Regions from separate parts of the Homo sapiens genome. Here region 2 is linked to region 1. The links are chromatin contacts, found by Hi-C or POLR2A ChIA-PET in ENCODE. All regions are on one chromosome and are shown on one strand. The core of a region is the stretch at or near the end of the contact, and the rest is flanking DNA. Distances in the headings are between cores, read along the strand shown.

Region 1 (7,451 bases), core at 540-3,039:
GTCACAGTGCACATCCTCGTCAGGCAGAAAATTCTCTGCAGCTTCTGCAGCCTGTGGCTCTGTCTTCAAGGCCCCTATGAAGATGACGGGCTCCTCCAGGTGATGGAGGATCTTGACAAGGGCATTTGGGTCACCAGGGGCTGACCTGGAGGTGACCAGGGCCTTCAGGATCACACAGCAGAGCTGGCCATCAGGGAGACCACAGAGGACCACAGGTGACTGCAGGAGGGTGGCATCAGCTCCAAAGAGGAGCCCGAAGAGGGCGTCCTCCAGCGTGAAGCCCCCGGAGCCCCCGAGGAGGTCGTGCGGGACCCTGGAGCCTGATGGTGACACAGAGCACAGCACTGGAAGGAAGTGGGGGGCTGCAGGCTTTCCTGGGACCCCGGCTGGGGGCGTGTAGGAGGACAGCTCCACCTCACCGATCTGGCCTCCTGGCCGGGGGTCCTCCCCAGGACAGGGCTGCTCAAACAGCTGCATCTTCCATCGGGCAGGGCCCTGCACCAGGGTGACCAGCACACTGTCCAGCAAGGTGAACGCGCACAGCGCAGCATCGGGAAGGATGCAGGCATCGGGGTCCACAGGGATCACGGGGGAAGGCTGGTCACCGTCCTCGCTGTCCCTGTCATCCTGGCTCGTAGACCTTTGAGAACAGGGACGCACTGGTCAGGCCTGGGCAGGGTGGGATTCCCACGTTCTCTTCACAATAACCTGGCATGGAGTAGTCTGGCTCAGGGGTTCCCGCAGTGACCCCCAAGGCCGCTCAGCAGTCCATCTGCCACATGGCCTCCCACCTTCCCCACGAAGGATACTCTTGACAAGAAGTACCAGGCATCCAAAACCAGCGTGAACCGACACCTGTCAGCATAGAACCGTCAGGCTGAGGCCCAGGCTGCAAAGTGCACAGGCTGCCCCCTCTACAGCCTGGGCCGCGGTCAGCAGCTGCTGGCTCTGCACTGAAGACAGGCCTGGCTGCCCGGAGCTCGCTTCCTTCCAACCCAGATGGTGTCCACTGATCACTGACTCGGGGTCACGGTGCCTTTGCTGTCTCCTCCCTCCAATAAAGACCCAACCTCGGGGGCGTGTCTCACCAGACAGCACCGGGCCACCAGGGCCCAAAGGACAGGATCCCGCGCCCCGCCGTGGGCTTAACCATGTGAACCCCACTTACTAAGGACTGTGAGCAAGACACTTGCAGAAAGAGTGCTGGGGGCAGGGGCTCCAGATAATCGGGCAGGGATGGCGGCCGAGGCTTCAGAGCTGGCGGCAGCCCGGGTCCCCAAGCGCGATGAGGTGGGGCTGCTCGCTCTGAAGCAGTCCGGGGGCAGCAGGAGTGTGCGGGAGGGAGGCCGCGGGCCCGCCCTCACCTGCTCCTGCCCGGGTGGTCCAGCGACAGGCAGTAGAGGCCCCTCCGGGCGCACAGCGCGTACAGCAACCTGCGCGGCGCCAGCAGCTCCAGGTGCCACACCTGGTCGGGGAACCGGAACGCCGCCTGCGGACCGGGGCGCGGGTCAGGCCGACGCGACGCGCGGGCCCGCGGTCTTCATTTTCACGCGAACCGCCGCCCCCGCCCGGTCCCTCCCGCCCCCGCGGGCCGGCGCTCACGGTCAGCAGCCCGCCCTCCTGGTCGTACACGTAGACGAGCTCGCTCCCGGTGGACAGGAAGACCTCTGCCTCATGGCACAGCACGCGGGGCTTGCCCGCCGCCAGGCCCCCGAGAGGGCAGCAGAAGCCCGCCAGGTAGCGGACCCGCGGCGCGGCGCCGGCCATCGTGCGCGCGGGCCCGTCAGAGTGAGAAGCCCCGGCCGCGCGGCGGCGGCTCCGCCTCGGAGCGCTTTACGGCAGCCCGCTGTGCGGCGCGACCTCCGCCGTAAAGCGGTCGGCGGTGCCGGGGGCGGGCCGGAAAGGACGCGCTGCAGGGACTCCGGGAGCTGGGGCGGTCGCTGGTACCCACGGGGAGCAGGGGAGCCTTCCTAGGGGCCGCGGCACCGTGCCGCAGGTCGAGGTTGACCCGGCCGGGCTGGTGGGAGCCCTCGGCGGCTTCATGGCCCCGGCTGCTGCACGGGTTCCCCAGGGTGGGGAAGCGGGTCCTGGCCGAGCAGAGGTTGCTCTTGGGCGGGGCGTCTCCCCGGAGCAAGCGCTCAGCTACTCGGGCTTTTGCGTAAACGCCTCGATTCTCTGGGCTCTCGGAGAGCAGCTGGGTCCTGCCGGAGCGCACTCCAGCCGGGGTCGGGGTGGGGCAGCGCCGGCTCTTGTCGTCCTAGGGATGGGTCTCTGCCCTGTGCTCTGCGAGCCGCCCCGGCCGCCCCCGCGTTCAGGGCCCAGCGGAGTGAGCCAGCTTAGGTGGAAGTGCGTCCCTCCCTCCGTGGCTGAACACGTGGGGACAGGGAGTACACCAATGGGGTTTCTGGGTTGGGGGCAGAGGACAAGAAAATGACTGTGAGCCAGGGCAAGATACCTCCACCCTCTCCCTCCTGGCAGCTCTCCACTTCCTCCAGGAGAGAAGTACTGACCAGAGAACGCCCGTGGAGGGGCCTGCAGTACGGACACCTGCTCCATGCCCGGAAGAGAGCGGAAACCAGGCACACCATTCACAAGTAAATGACCAAGGAACCCCGCCCCCGGCCCGCCTCCCTCCGTTTAAGAAGCCAATCTGAAGAGCGCTAAGGCCAGACACCCTCGAGGGAGAATCTAGGGGCAGGGCTGCAAAACTGGGCTTGGAAGTTAGGCAGACATCGTGGAGTCCGGGTGCACCTGCTGGAGCACAAAGCACCACTTGCAGACATCCTGACCGCCCCCCTTTGAGGTTGGGGTGGGGACTGACCCCAAGGCAACGGGGATGTCTGATTCTGAATGTTGGGTTAGACAGACTCAAGTGCGGCACCTGGAGTCAGTTCCTTGCTCCTCTCTTCTCGCCAGGGCTGCTCTGAAGGTGTTTGGGCTGGAAATGCTGTCTTTGATGCTGGGGAGTGGGGAGAGGAGGGCCAGGTGCATCTCATTTGGCCTTCAGAGTCAGGAAGTCAGATGCCGCATCGTTGTGAATTTCCCCACAGGGATCCTCCGCTGGTCTTCTGACCGAATTTCCCCACAGGAATCCGCAGGTCTTCTGACTGCTAGTTTTAACCCTCTGAAGCCTTGTGAGTCACTCGCTCACACACACCAACCCCATCCAGTCCTCCCAGGCCATCTCTTCCATACGGATGGTAACATGCCAAGACTGTCCTAGAGGAAATGATCACGATCACGTGGAGGAGGAAACGGACGTGGGAGAAGGCCCGCCAAACCAGCAGCCTCACCCCGCGGTTTACTCCGCTGCCCACCCCACTCTGCTCCGGGGGCTGGCAGGCTTTTGGCCCCACGCCAAGCCCAGCTCCTATCTGCAACAAGATTTATGATCAGTAGTCATGTGGGGGACCTTAAGCATGGATCCCAGGGGAAAGGGGGTGAGTTAGACACAAGCGAAGGGCTGAAGGCCGGCTCTCCATCAGCTGCTGGGCTGTGCCGTGCCCCACCTGTACTTGGCGAAGAGTGATGAGGGCTGAGGCAGCCTCTCTGTCCGTGGGTGTGGAAGATGCACACACTCCTAGCGGAAGCCTTCGAGACAGCAGCGCAGACCGCTGGACACTGCGTTTCTATGCCCAACTTGGAGGTGTTATCATCTCCCTAAGCACGAAGTATATGAAGGAGTCAATTTAGGTCAGACTGAGGGGAGAAAAACCATGAAGCTTCAGGCTGTGTTGAGGGCGAGGAGGGCTGGGCCTTGAGGGACCTCTCCTCAGAGCAGCACAGCCCAATAAGGAGAACACAGCAGGAAGGTGAGGCAGGGACCCAGGAACCCGACTTCTCCCTTTTTTTTTTTTTGACACACACAGGTTCTCACTGTGTCTCCCAGGCTAGAGTGTAGTGGCACAGTCTCGGCTCACTGCAGCCTCAACACCCCAGGCTCAAGCCAACCTCCTGCCTCAGCCTCCCGAAAAGCTGGACTATAGGTGCACACTACCACGCCAGGCTAATTTTTTGTCTTTTTTAATAGAGACAGGGTTTCGCCATGTTGGCCACGTTGGTCTCGAACCCCGGGCCTGAGTTCTATTTCTAAGCAGTACAATTTGCTTGATTTAATGGGGGAGTGGCATCCAGAACTGTTTTAAATTTTTTAATTTTGGCCAGGCACGGTGGCTCATGCCTGTAATCCCAGCACTTTGGGAGGCCGAGGCGGGCAGGATCACAAGGTCAGGAGATCGAGACCATCCTAGCTAACACAGTGAAACCCCGTCTCTACTAAAAATACAAAAAAATTAGCTGGGCATAGTGGCGGCGCCTGTAGTCCCAGCTACTCGGGAGGCTGAGGCAGGAGGATGGTGTGAACCCGGGAGGCGAGCTTGCAGTGAGCCGAGATCACGCCACTGCACTCCAGCCTGGATGACAGATTAAAAAAAATTTTTTTTTAATTTTTTGAGACAGTCTTTTTTTTTTTTTGAGATGGAGTCTCACTCTGTCGCCCAGGCTGGATGGAGTGCAGTGGTGCCATCTCGGCTCACTGCAAGCTCTGCCTCCCAGGTTCACGCCATTCTCCTGCCTCAGCCTCCCGAGTAGCTGGTATTACAGGCACCTGCCACCATGCACGGTTAATTTTTTTGTATTTTTAGTAGAGACGGGGTTTCATTGTGTTAGCCAGGATGGTCTCCATCTCCTGCCCTCTTGATCCGCCTGCCTCGGCCTTCCAAAGTGCTGGGATTACAGGCATGAGCCACCACGCCTGGCCTATTTTTTGAGACAGAGTCTTACACTGTTCAGGTTGGAGTGCAGTGGCATAAACTCGGCTCACTGCAACCTCTGCCTCCTAGGTTCAAGCAGTTCTCCTACCTTGGCCTCCCAAGTAGCTGGGATTACAGGCGCACACACATCACTACACTGGCTAATTTTTTCTATTTTTTAGTGGAGATTGGGTTTCACCATGTTGACCAGGCTAGTCTTGAATTCCTGACCTCAAGTGATCCACCAGCCTTGGCCTCCCCAAAGTGGTGGGATTGTAGGTGTGAGCTGCCACACCCAGTTTTTTTGTTTTTTTTGTTTGAGACAGTCTTGCTCTGTTGCCCAGGCTGGAGTGTGCAGTGGCACAGTCTCAGCTCACTGCAACCTCTGCCCCCGGGGTTCAAGTGATCCTCCAGCCTGGGCCTCCCAAGTAGCTGAGATTACAAGTGTGCACCACCAGGCCCATCTAGTTTTTGTATTTTTAGTAGAGACAGGGTTTCACCGGGTTGGCCAGAACTTCTGACCTCAGGTGATCCACCTGCCTCGGCCTCCCAGAGTGCTGGGATTACAGGTGTGAGCCACTGCGCCCGGCTTTTATCTTTACATCGAACCAAAGAGGATGCCAAGGATCTTCACTGGCTCTCACATAAGACGGCCATGATCAGGTACTGGCTCACTGCATGGCCCAGGCTGCTGCTTTCTCTGATACAACCTCCCCGAGCCTCCTCACCTCAGCTTTTTAAATTTTTTTTCAGACAGGGTCTCACCCCGTGGCCCAGGCTGGACTTGCGATCACAGCTGGCTGCAGCCTCAACCTCCTGGGCTCAAGCGATCCCAGGAGCTGTGGGTAAATCGAGTGAACTGCACTGTGTTGAAGGTGCAGGATTGGAGTCCGGGTGCTGGGGGACTCACCCTCTCGCTCCTGGAGTCCAGAAGCCAGGACACCTTGGTCACTGTCCTGTGGCCTGCTTCACCCCAGGGCCCTCCTTCAGAAATTAGTTGGAGTTTTTTTTAGTAACTGCTCAAGTCAGCTATGAGTCACTGACCAAAGGACAAAGTGGTGCTGAACAGTGACTGCCAGGCTCCTATCTGAGGCTCAGAGAGCACTTGTTCTAGACGCTTTCTGTTGTCACAGGGAAAGACAGCTCAAGCAGGAACACAGGCAGTGTGTCACCCCCAGGCCTCACTCCTTGCTGCACCTGTGCAGTCTGGCCTTCCTGGGCTTTGTCCTTCACCTGCTGTTTGACCACATGTACCTGTCCACAAAGCAGTGACTGTGGGGCAGTCGCAGGGCTGACAGGTGCGGCAGAGGCAGAAGAGGCACCCAAGGGCGGCGGGGCCGTCAAACACTGACGCACTCTCCTCCTCCCCCAGATGTTAGCACTTTAAGAAACTTATCGAGGAGCCAAGGTTGGGAGGGATCGGCTGGGGAAGTGGGATCCCCACCTTTAAATGGACCATGCACATACACGTAAAACAGTGATATCTTGGAGACAAGTTATCAAATCCCCCCACACTGAGCAGATGCCAGACAACAGTTGAGTGCGCAGGAAGGACACACCAGGACCAGGCAGTTGCTTCAGGCGCTTTTATTAGGTTCCACTGCAGGGCTGGGGTCAATGTAATGCAAATCCAAGCCCAGTGATGCACACCTGTGAGCCGAAACAGAGCCGAAGCAGGAGCACCTGTGTCCCAGGAGCAGCTGGTTGGAGGGAGCCAGGGCCAGGCCCCACCTCCTCTCGGGACCAGGAGACTGGCAGCCGCTGTGTTCACCTGGGCAGGTGTGCACCCAGTCACCCCCACTGGATTATGGTGCTGGTAGCATGAGAGGGTGTGTCCACACCAAGGGCAGGTGAAGATGCGAGGTGGGGCTGAGACCTCCTTCCCACAAGAGGAGGTGGCTGAGCCTCCCAGGGCCTGAACTCTCACAGCAGGGCTCACCCCCAAGCCTGTATGCTTAGCTCTGACTCTCTTTGGACAATAAAATAAAGTGCATTACTGAACAAAGAGTAACTCAAAACCAGAATCAGACAAATCGCCAATGCTTTTCCTTTAGCTAAAAGACAAAAGAAAACATGAATGATGTGAATGCCGGAACTTCAGAGTAAGGGAAATGCTGGTGGAGGACAACGGAAACTATAATAGCGTGGTGGATAAGGACGAGCGAGTGGGAGAGGAACTGGCAACGCGGCTCTCTCTAGAAGTCCGTGCTGTCCAGCCTCTGCCCAGTGGTGGGGGAAGGCCTTGGACTCACAGGGAAGCAATGCAGGAAGCCTTGGCCACCTAGGCTCACAGCTCATCTCAGGACCAGAGGAGACAGCAGAGGACAAAACTTCAGTGTGACAGCTGCTAGGAGGGAGAGCAGACAGCCCGCGGTGGGCAAGCTGGGAGTTGCATCCGCAGCAGTCCGCTTCAACCCAGCTCCTCTCCACCCTTCCTGACCCTCCACAATAGCTCTGCCGTGACCAGACCCAACCCAACTGGCCCCTGGTCCCAAGAGCAGATGAGCTGCTTGGGCCTTCCACTTGGTGTCCCATGCCAGGCGGACCTGGAGGTGTCAGCCATGGCCCTGACCACTTCAGAAGCCAACAGGCAAATGTTCTCTGTTCATAGTGCCAAGAATGTGGGTCACGTGGGCTTACCCCCCAGGATGGACACAGAAGTCCCTAAGCAGTCTGCAGCTGGGCCAGCCTCTCCCGTGG
Region 2 (7,451 bases), core at 1,202-3,701, 110 kb after region 1:
CCACGCCTGGCCACGTCCTGCTGCTCTTACCAACTCCCCTGGGAGCTGCGGCTGAAGGAGCTGGAAGGACTGGTTCCAGGTAGTGCTTGGGCCACTGAGGGCTGATCTGCAGCCCCTGCCAGGCTGGTGGAAGGGCACCCGAGGACCCCTGCCAGGGATTGATGGCAGCTGGACAGATGGGCACTTCCAGGCTGCCTGTGGGCTTCTGTGCCTGCCAAAGGCTTTGCCACAGTGACTCAATGAGATCAGATGGCCTTCCCTCTGCTGCACGCTGAGAGCAACCAGAGCAGGCCTTTGCCAGGACTTGGGGGAAGGTGGGACCTGGCCTGGAAGGGGCACTGGGGTCACTGTCATTTGACTGTTCAACGAAAAGGGGTCCTATTTATTGAGTCAGAGTTTCACTCTCGTCACCTAGGCTGGAGTGCAGTGGCATGACCTCAGCTCACTGCAACCTCTGCCTCCTGGGTTCCTCAGCTTCCTGAGTAGCTGGGATTACAGGCGCCTGCCACCACACCTGGCTAATTTTTGTATTTTTAGTAAAGATGGGATTTCACCATGTTGGTCAGGCTGGTCTCCATCTCCTGACCTCATGATCTGCCCGCCTCAGCCTCCCAAAGTGCTGGGATTACAGGTGTGAGCCACCACACCCGGCTGGGGGTCTTATTTTCACCACACTCGGCTGGGGGTCTTATTTTACCCTCATGGCAGGGTGATGGCTGCAAGAGCTCCGGAGGTGCATAATGCCGACCTGGACCTGCTCGCTTTGAAGATGCAACACAAGCCTTACGGACAACCACACAAAAGCCTCCTGTTGAGGCCAAATCAGCAGCCATTCTGGTTGGCAGACATACTGCCAAAAAAACCACCCCCAAAACAAAAACCTCCTGTGAAACCACCATAGAGAATTTATTTTTTTCTCAGGTGAAGTCAGTAACTAATTCTTCCTATTCCCGTTGGACACAAGGAGTCTGTGAGGGGGTGTGAAGGAAGGAGGCTGCGGCTGCGTCCTGGACTCCGTCCTGCGGTAGGGAGTCCAGCAGGGATGGCTCAGCCTCCGCACCTGGTGTGCAGCCGGATCTCCATCCTGAGGAAGGCCTTGAGGTTCTCATCAGCCACGTGCTCCTCCAGGGCAGCCAGGGCCCGCTCCCCACCGTCCTGGAAGTGCTGCAGCAGCCTGTCCGCGTACTCCACCCACACGCAGTTGGGGCAGCCACTCATGCAGCAGTTTGTGGGCGGCTGGAGCTCAGGTGGCAGCGATGCCTTGGGCGGCCTGGTGCCGTCCGCACCTGCTTGGGAGCCCACCTCTACGTGGTCTGTCCCGAATTTTCTGCGCCCATCAGGGGCTTGCGCTCCGGGATGGTGCCTTTGAAGAAAGCTGCCACCTCCAGGAAGCCTCTGGCAGCAGTCCGGGCTGGAGAACCGGCGAGCCCCCTGAGGATGCAGACAAACATGTGACTCTCCAGGAAGCTGGTGAGGCCCGGTCTACCCCCAGCAGTGAGGACATTTCAGCTCTCCTGTCATTGGGCAACTGGCTCCATGTCCTCAGCTTTTTCACTTCCTGTGACTTTAGACATGTTATTTCACCTCTCTAGACTCAGTTTCCCCACTGTGCAATGGAAGTCATGGGTATGACACGGTGTGATTCACAAGAAGTGCCAGGATCAGGGCCTGGCGCCGGGTGTGCACTCAAGCACATGGTGGGGGGTGGGGGAGGCACTCGACACCTCCAGCTAAGATGGCTGCTCTGTGGACACCAGTATGCGAGAGGTGTAACCCTGTAAGCTCCTGGCCAGCCCAGCACCTCTACCAGTATAACCAAGCCCCACCACCTCTGAGGGACCAACCGGAAGAATCGCACCACCCTTTATCCAAGTTTCCCTGTCACAAAGCCCAGGCCTCTCAGGCCCCTCTCATCCCAGCGTGAATGTCCTATAGGCAGTCTTCCGTCGCTGCCCTGCTCTATCTACCCAGGATCACGGACTGACACGCTACCAACTTCACTTATTTAACTAGTCCTGCGAGGGGCATCATCCGCTCCATGTCCACGGCCAGTCCCCAGAGCCCAGGAGGGCTCGCACACAGGCGCTCGGCAGATACTGAGAAACAGGAAAGTGGCCGTTCACCGGGCTGCTTCCTCTCCCAAGGCTAAGCGGCCCCTCCACAGATTCCGGGGCGGGGACTCGGTAAGAGCCGATGGAGGAGAGGAGCGAGGGGTCCTTCGGCGGCGGCCAGCGCGCGATCCTCCCGGCTCCGTCCCCACATGCGGGTGGAGGGGCCGGGGCTCCTCCCGGTACGTGCGGGCCCCCGGACAGCGGCCTCTCGGACGTGCCCTTCGGCGCTGCCAAGACCCGTCCTGGTACTTGCCGAGCCACGGACCGCGGCGGCTACCGCCCGGCCTCCCTCGACCACCCTCCGCAGCAGCATCGCCCGCGGACGGGATCCGGCAACCCCTGACCGTGAGCGGCGGGCGCTCCGGCCAATCCCGGACCTTCAGGAAGTCGCGCCGCTCCAGCCAGCGTGAGGCTGAGCGCAGGAAGCGGAAGTGCCGATCGGTGGGGCGGAACCATGCAGGAAGGCGGAAGTGGCTTCGCTAGGGAGCCTCCCGGCGTGGAGATGGCGGGAGCTGGTCGCGGAGCAGCGGTGTCCAGGGTGCAGGCGGGTCCTGGGAGTCCCCGGCGAGCGCGGGGGCGGCAGCAAGTGCAGCCGCTGGGGAAGCAGCGCCCAGCCCCGTGGCCCGGGCTTCGCAGGTGACTGCGCTGCCCCGCGAGGCCGCCACACTTCCCCAGAGAAGGGGACGCCTTGAAGGCTCCGCCCGGGACCCCCTAGGGAGCGTTCGCTCGGACCCCTTCCCCAGGTCGGGCTCAGTGCCCTCCTCTGTCTGTGCCCGCGGCCCACGCTCCGCCAGGATCGGTTGAATGAATGGAGGCGCGAGCGAGTCCTTGGTTTTGCCTTTCCCGCGTCCCAGTGTCCCGTCTTTGTGGTTCTGGACGAGGTCAGGGCGGAAAGGCCTCCTGGGCTTTCGGAGTGCCTTTCGGCCTCGCGTCCCGTGAGGAAGGGGTTCAGGGACAGCCACTGAGTGAGACCGAGAGGAAAGATCCCTGCTCCCTGGACTGCTGGACCGGCTCGCACCACAGAAGCCAGATGTGGCCCCTGTATAGATAGATTCTTTTTTTTTTTTTTTTTTTGAGACGGAGTCTCACTCTGTCGCCCAGGCTGGAGTGTGGAGTGCAGTGGCGCGATCTCGGCTCACTGCAAGCTCCGCCTCCCGGGTTCACGCCATTCTCCTGCCTCAGCCTCCCGAGTAGCTGGGACTACAGGCGCCCGCCACCACGCCCGGCAAATTTTTTGTATTTTTAGTAGAGACGGGGTTTCACTGTGTTAGTCAGGATGGTCTCGATCTCCTGACCTCGTGATCCGCCCATCTCGGCCTCCCAAAGTGCAGGGATTACAGGCGTGAGCCACCAAGCCCGGCCAGCCCGTGTAGATTCTATTGCCAGACCCAACTATTGTTTCTCTTACTGATTCTGCTTGTGCTTTACTTGGGACGGGTCTCACCCCCGTGTTCTTTCTCCCAGCAAAGAGAAGAAGAAAGTGAACTGCAAGCCCAAGAACCAGGACGAACAGGAGATTCCTTTCCGGCTCCGGGAGATTATGAGGAGCCGCCAAGAGATGAAAAACCCGATCAGTAACAAGAAGAGGAAGAAAGCAGGTGTGTGCAGGCCCATACTGGGCGGCAGTGAAGCTTTGTGTGTCTCAACCCGCCCAATCGCCCAAATACTTCAGAACGTTTCAGGCAGAGGAAATATGCCAAGACCCGGTGCTCAGAAGGTGGGGGAGCGTGGCCAAAGCTAAAGCAGTGGCTGGCAGCTGGTGGCGCTGTGGTTCCAGACGAGGCTTGGAAGGAGGCTGTGGGGTGGGCGGGGAGGACCCGTTATGGGGCCTCAGGATCCATGCTAAGGAGCGGCGTTTTTTTCTCCCCAAAAGTAGCGAAGATTCATCAGAGTTTTTAGCAGGGCACGGCCAATTCATGTTTACTCTAAGCAAAAAAAGGGTCACCGAGCGATGATGGAGTGAGGGAGAGTGGACCTGGCAACTGGCGGGGCTACTGCCAGGGAGAAGCCATGATTCTTGGGACAAGAGTGCTGAAGCAATGGTAGAGAGAAGTGGGTGGAGTCAGGAGCTGAAGGAGGAAATTCCATCAGGCCCCTCTGAGAAGTCTTGCCTTCCTCCCCCAAGTCTGGGTAGGGTGTCCACATGTCCACCGCTGCAACCCAGAGGTAACACTCTGGGCATGTTGGGAAACGGAGTCCACTGTGTGTATATTTTGCTTATAGACACATTTCTCTTCCCAAACGTGGCACTGGTTTTACAGCAAAGCTGTTTTATAATTTGTGTATAAACTGTAGGCTTCTTGTTGGGGGTTATATGGCTGCCAAAGGGATAGTGAGATAGAGGTGAGGAAGGTGCAGGGAGGAGGCGCACTGGCCTGGGTAGCACATGGCACGTTCTGAACCGTGCTGCATTGAATTGGCACCTTTGTTTGTTTGTTTATTTATTTATTTATTGAGATGGAGTCTTGCTTCCTCGCCCAGGCTGGAGTGCAGTGGCGTGATCTGGGCTCACTGCAACCTCCACCTCCTGGGTTTAAGCAGTTCTCCTGCCTCAGCCGCCTGAGTAGCTGGGATTACAGGTAACGCACCACCATACCCAGCTAATTTTTTGTGTGTGGTTTTTTTTTTTTTTTTTGAGACAGTCTCCCTCTAGCCCAGGCTAGAGTGCAGTGGCACAATCTCAGCTCACTGCTACCTCTGCCTCCCCTGTCCCAGTTCCAGTGCAAGCAATTCTCCTGCCTCAGCCTCCCGAGTAGCTGAGATTACAGGCACACGCCACCAAGCCCAGCTAATTTTTGTATTGTTAGTAGAGACGAGGTTTCACCATGTTGGCCAGGCTGGTTTTGAACTCCTGACCTCAAGTGATTTCCCCACCTCAGCCTCCCAAAGTGCTGGGATTACAGGTGTGAGCCACTGTGCCTGGCCTTTTTTTTTTTGGAGACAGAATATCGGCTCACTGCAACCTCCACCTTCCAGGTTCAAGCAAGTCTTGTGCCTCAGCCCCCCCAGTAGCTGGGATTACAGGCCTGTGCCACCATGCCCGGCTCGTTTTTGTATTTTTAGTAAAGGCTGGGTTTTGCCATGTTGGCCAGTCTGGTTTCGAACTCTGGCCTCAGGTGATCCGCCCACCTCAGCCTCCCAAAGTGCTGGGATTACAGGTGTGAACCACCATGCCTGGCAATATGCATGTCTTCACATATTTATGAACACAACCACCTGCCTGGCACTGTCCGCCTCCTGTGTTCTACACTCGCCCGGGGTCCTGCGCTTGCGTTCTCAGTGGATGTCATAGGTCTGCCCACGTTTCTTTTTTGAGATGGAGTCTCGCTCAGTCGCCCAGGCTGGAGTGCAGTGGCGCAATCTCGGCTCACTGCAAGCTCCGCCTCCCGGGTTCACGCCATTCTCCTGCCTCAGCCTCCCGAGTAGTTGGGACTACAGGCGCCCACCACCATGCCCAGTTAATTTTTTCTGTGTTTTTAGTAGAGACAGGGTTTCACCGTGTTAGCCAGGATGGTCTGAATCTCCTGACCTTGTGATCTGCCCATCTTGGCCTCCCAAAGTGCTGGGATTACAGGCATGAGCCACCGCGCCCGGCAGGTCTGCCCACGTTTCTCTGTGTAGCTCCACTGGGCTTCTTTCGGCAGCTGTGCAATGGAGTCTGTGGGTGATCAGAGGAGAATTCATTCAACCAGCCACCTAGGGGTGGACATTAGGTTGTTTCTGCTTTCCTTTTTCAGCTGTGCTGCAGTGGACATCTGTGACAGGTGCCATTGGGCTGGGGGGTCACGTCCCCGGGGATGCCGGGCCGGGCATTCTACATCCTCTTCAGCTGCTGTCGTTGGGGTGCTTCCAGCCAGCCTGGTCTTCCCTTCCTGTGGCTTTGGGAGGGGAAATGAGCATGGGTCACCTGCCTGCCACTGTCTGCCTCCTGCCTCCTCTGAGGCCTCCCTTTGTCCTCAGCCCAGGTGACCTTCAGAAAGACATTGGAGAAGGAAGCAAAGGGAGAGGAGCCCGACATCGCAGTCCCCAAGTTCAAACAGAGGAAGGGGGAGTCTGACGGGGCCTATATCCACCGCATGCAGCAAGAGGCCCAGCATGTGCTGTTCCTCAGCAAGAACCAGGCCATCCGGCAGCCAGAGGTGCAGGCAGCTCCCAAGGAGAAGTCTGAGCAGAAAAAAGCAAAAAAAGCGTGAGTGGAGGCGGGAGGGGGAGGGGTCTGCCCTGGGAGCCGGAGGGAAGACATTGGGTTCCCATGACGGCCCTCTGCAGGTACCCTGTTTCATAGCCATGGGGCAGCCTGGATTCAGGGAGACCAAGCCAGAGCCCTGGGAGTTGGCGAGTCGGAGCATCCAGCTGGGAGCCAGTGAGGGTGTGGCCTCCAGGAGGCTGCGGAACCTGGGAACTCTGCGGAGACCTCGCTTGGTCCTTGCTTTCACAGGAAAAGCACCAGAAAGCCCTAGCCCTGTGGGAATCAGCCCTGAGGGGGTCGGTCTGAGGGTGACGTGCCCAGGGGTTCTGTTTCCATTAGAACAGAATGTCTCTCGTCCAAGAGACTACACCTTCCTAATTCTCTAAAAGCTTTGGCCGAGTACAGTGGCTCACGCCTGTAATCCCAGCACTTTGGGAGGCTGAGGCAGGTGGATCACGAGGTCAGGAGATCGAGACCATCCTAGCCAACACGGTGAAACCTTGTCTCTAATAAAATACAAAAAAAAAAATTAGCCGGGCGTGGTGGTGCATGCCTGTAATTCCAGATACTTGGGAGCCTGAGGCAGTGGAATCGCTTGAATCCGGGAGGCAGAGGTTGCAGTGAGCTGAGATCGTGCCGCTGCACTCCAGCCTGGTGACAGAGCGAGACTCCATCTCAAAAAAAAGAAAAAAAAAAAAAAGCTTTGAAGGTTTGAGAGGTTGCTTTCAGCTCTGTAGATTCCCTGTTTCTGGATTGTTGTATTACTTATAGTTACCTTAGCCAGTGAAAGTTCATCACAGAGAACGTGGCCCAGATACAGCCTGGCGCCACGGTGATCTCCAGAGCTGTCGCTGAAGGTGAAGCTTCCAGATTCACATTGAGGGAGACGTGATATACAATGCTTGTTAGGCCCTTTAGACACAGCAGCACCGGATGGGCTGGATGAGTCTCTGTTGGGTGGTCTTTGGCAGCCTTCCCAGCCTTCGTGCACAAGGTGCCAGTAGCCCTTGCCCACGTGTCTGCACACATTGTCAGATGTTCCCTGGCAGGTAGCTGTCCCCAGCTGAGAACCACTGGGGGACCTGTGAGGGGCCTGTTGGGGTCAGAGCCTTCTTTGGTGGGCAGCTGTGGGTTTTGGGGTGGTAAGGGGA

Evidence for each region. Hi-C counts contacts between places; a loop is a spot of excess contacts on that map. ChIA-PET counts read pairs that join two places held with the same protein, here RNA polymerase II (POLR2A). Pooled maps may share reads with other maps.
Region 2: a loop to region 1 is called in a map of B cell, with 16 times the contacts of the local background. The contact joins the promoter of OXLD1 here to the promoter of FAAP100 in region 1. A Hi-C loop is called at or near these places in 3 of 168 maps with a recorded cell type or tissue (B cell, CD8-positive, alpha-beta T cell and naive thymus-derived CD4-positive, alpha-beta T cell), 5 of 37 single-sample maps with no recorded cell type and 15 of 50 pooled maps. POLR2A ChIA-PET finds 5 or more read pairs at or near these places in 12 of 52 experiments (Caco-2, GM10248, GM12878 and 9 more).

Annotation. Positions count from the first base shown.
Region 1 is chr17:81,550,564-81,558,014 of GRCh38, forward strand. FAAP100 (FA core complex associated protein 100) reads right to left here and starts at 1,790. Exons shown (of 9, transcript NM_025161.6): 1 at 1,603-1,790; 2 at 1,365-1,489; 3 at 1-640. The coding sequence starts at 1,767. It overlaps LOC124904085 (a long non-coding RNA gene), which reads left to right and starts at 1,796. Exons shown (of 2, transcript XR_007065947.1): 1 at 1,796-1,943; 2 at 2,479-6,756. It overlaps NPLOC4 (NPL4 homolog, ubiquitin recognition factor), which reads right to left. Exons shown (of 17, transcript NM_017921.4): 17 at 6,324-7,451. RefSeq lists enhancers at 1-50, 2,197-2,316, 2,846-3,421 and silencers at 1,357-1,456, 1,517-1,756, 1,897-2,056, 2,637-2,716, 2,727-2,796.
Region 2 is chr17:81,664,154-81,671,604 of GRCh38, forward strand. OXLD1 (oxidoreductase like domain containing 1) reads right to left here and starts at 2,452. Exons shown (of 2, transcript NM_001039842.3): 1 at 2,365-2,452; 2 at 883-1,431. The coding sequence starts at 2,424. The coding sequence ends at 1,048. CCDC137 (coiled-coil domain containing 137) reads left to right here and starts at 2,584. Exons shown (of 6, transcript NM_199287.3): 1 at 2,584-2,747; 2 at 3,576-3,709; 3 at 6,072-6,300. The coding sequence starts at 2,614. RefSeq lists enhancers at 1,378-1,487, 1,648-2,569, 2,570-3,491 and silencers at 2,148-2,467, 2,668-2,817.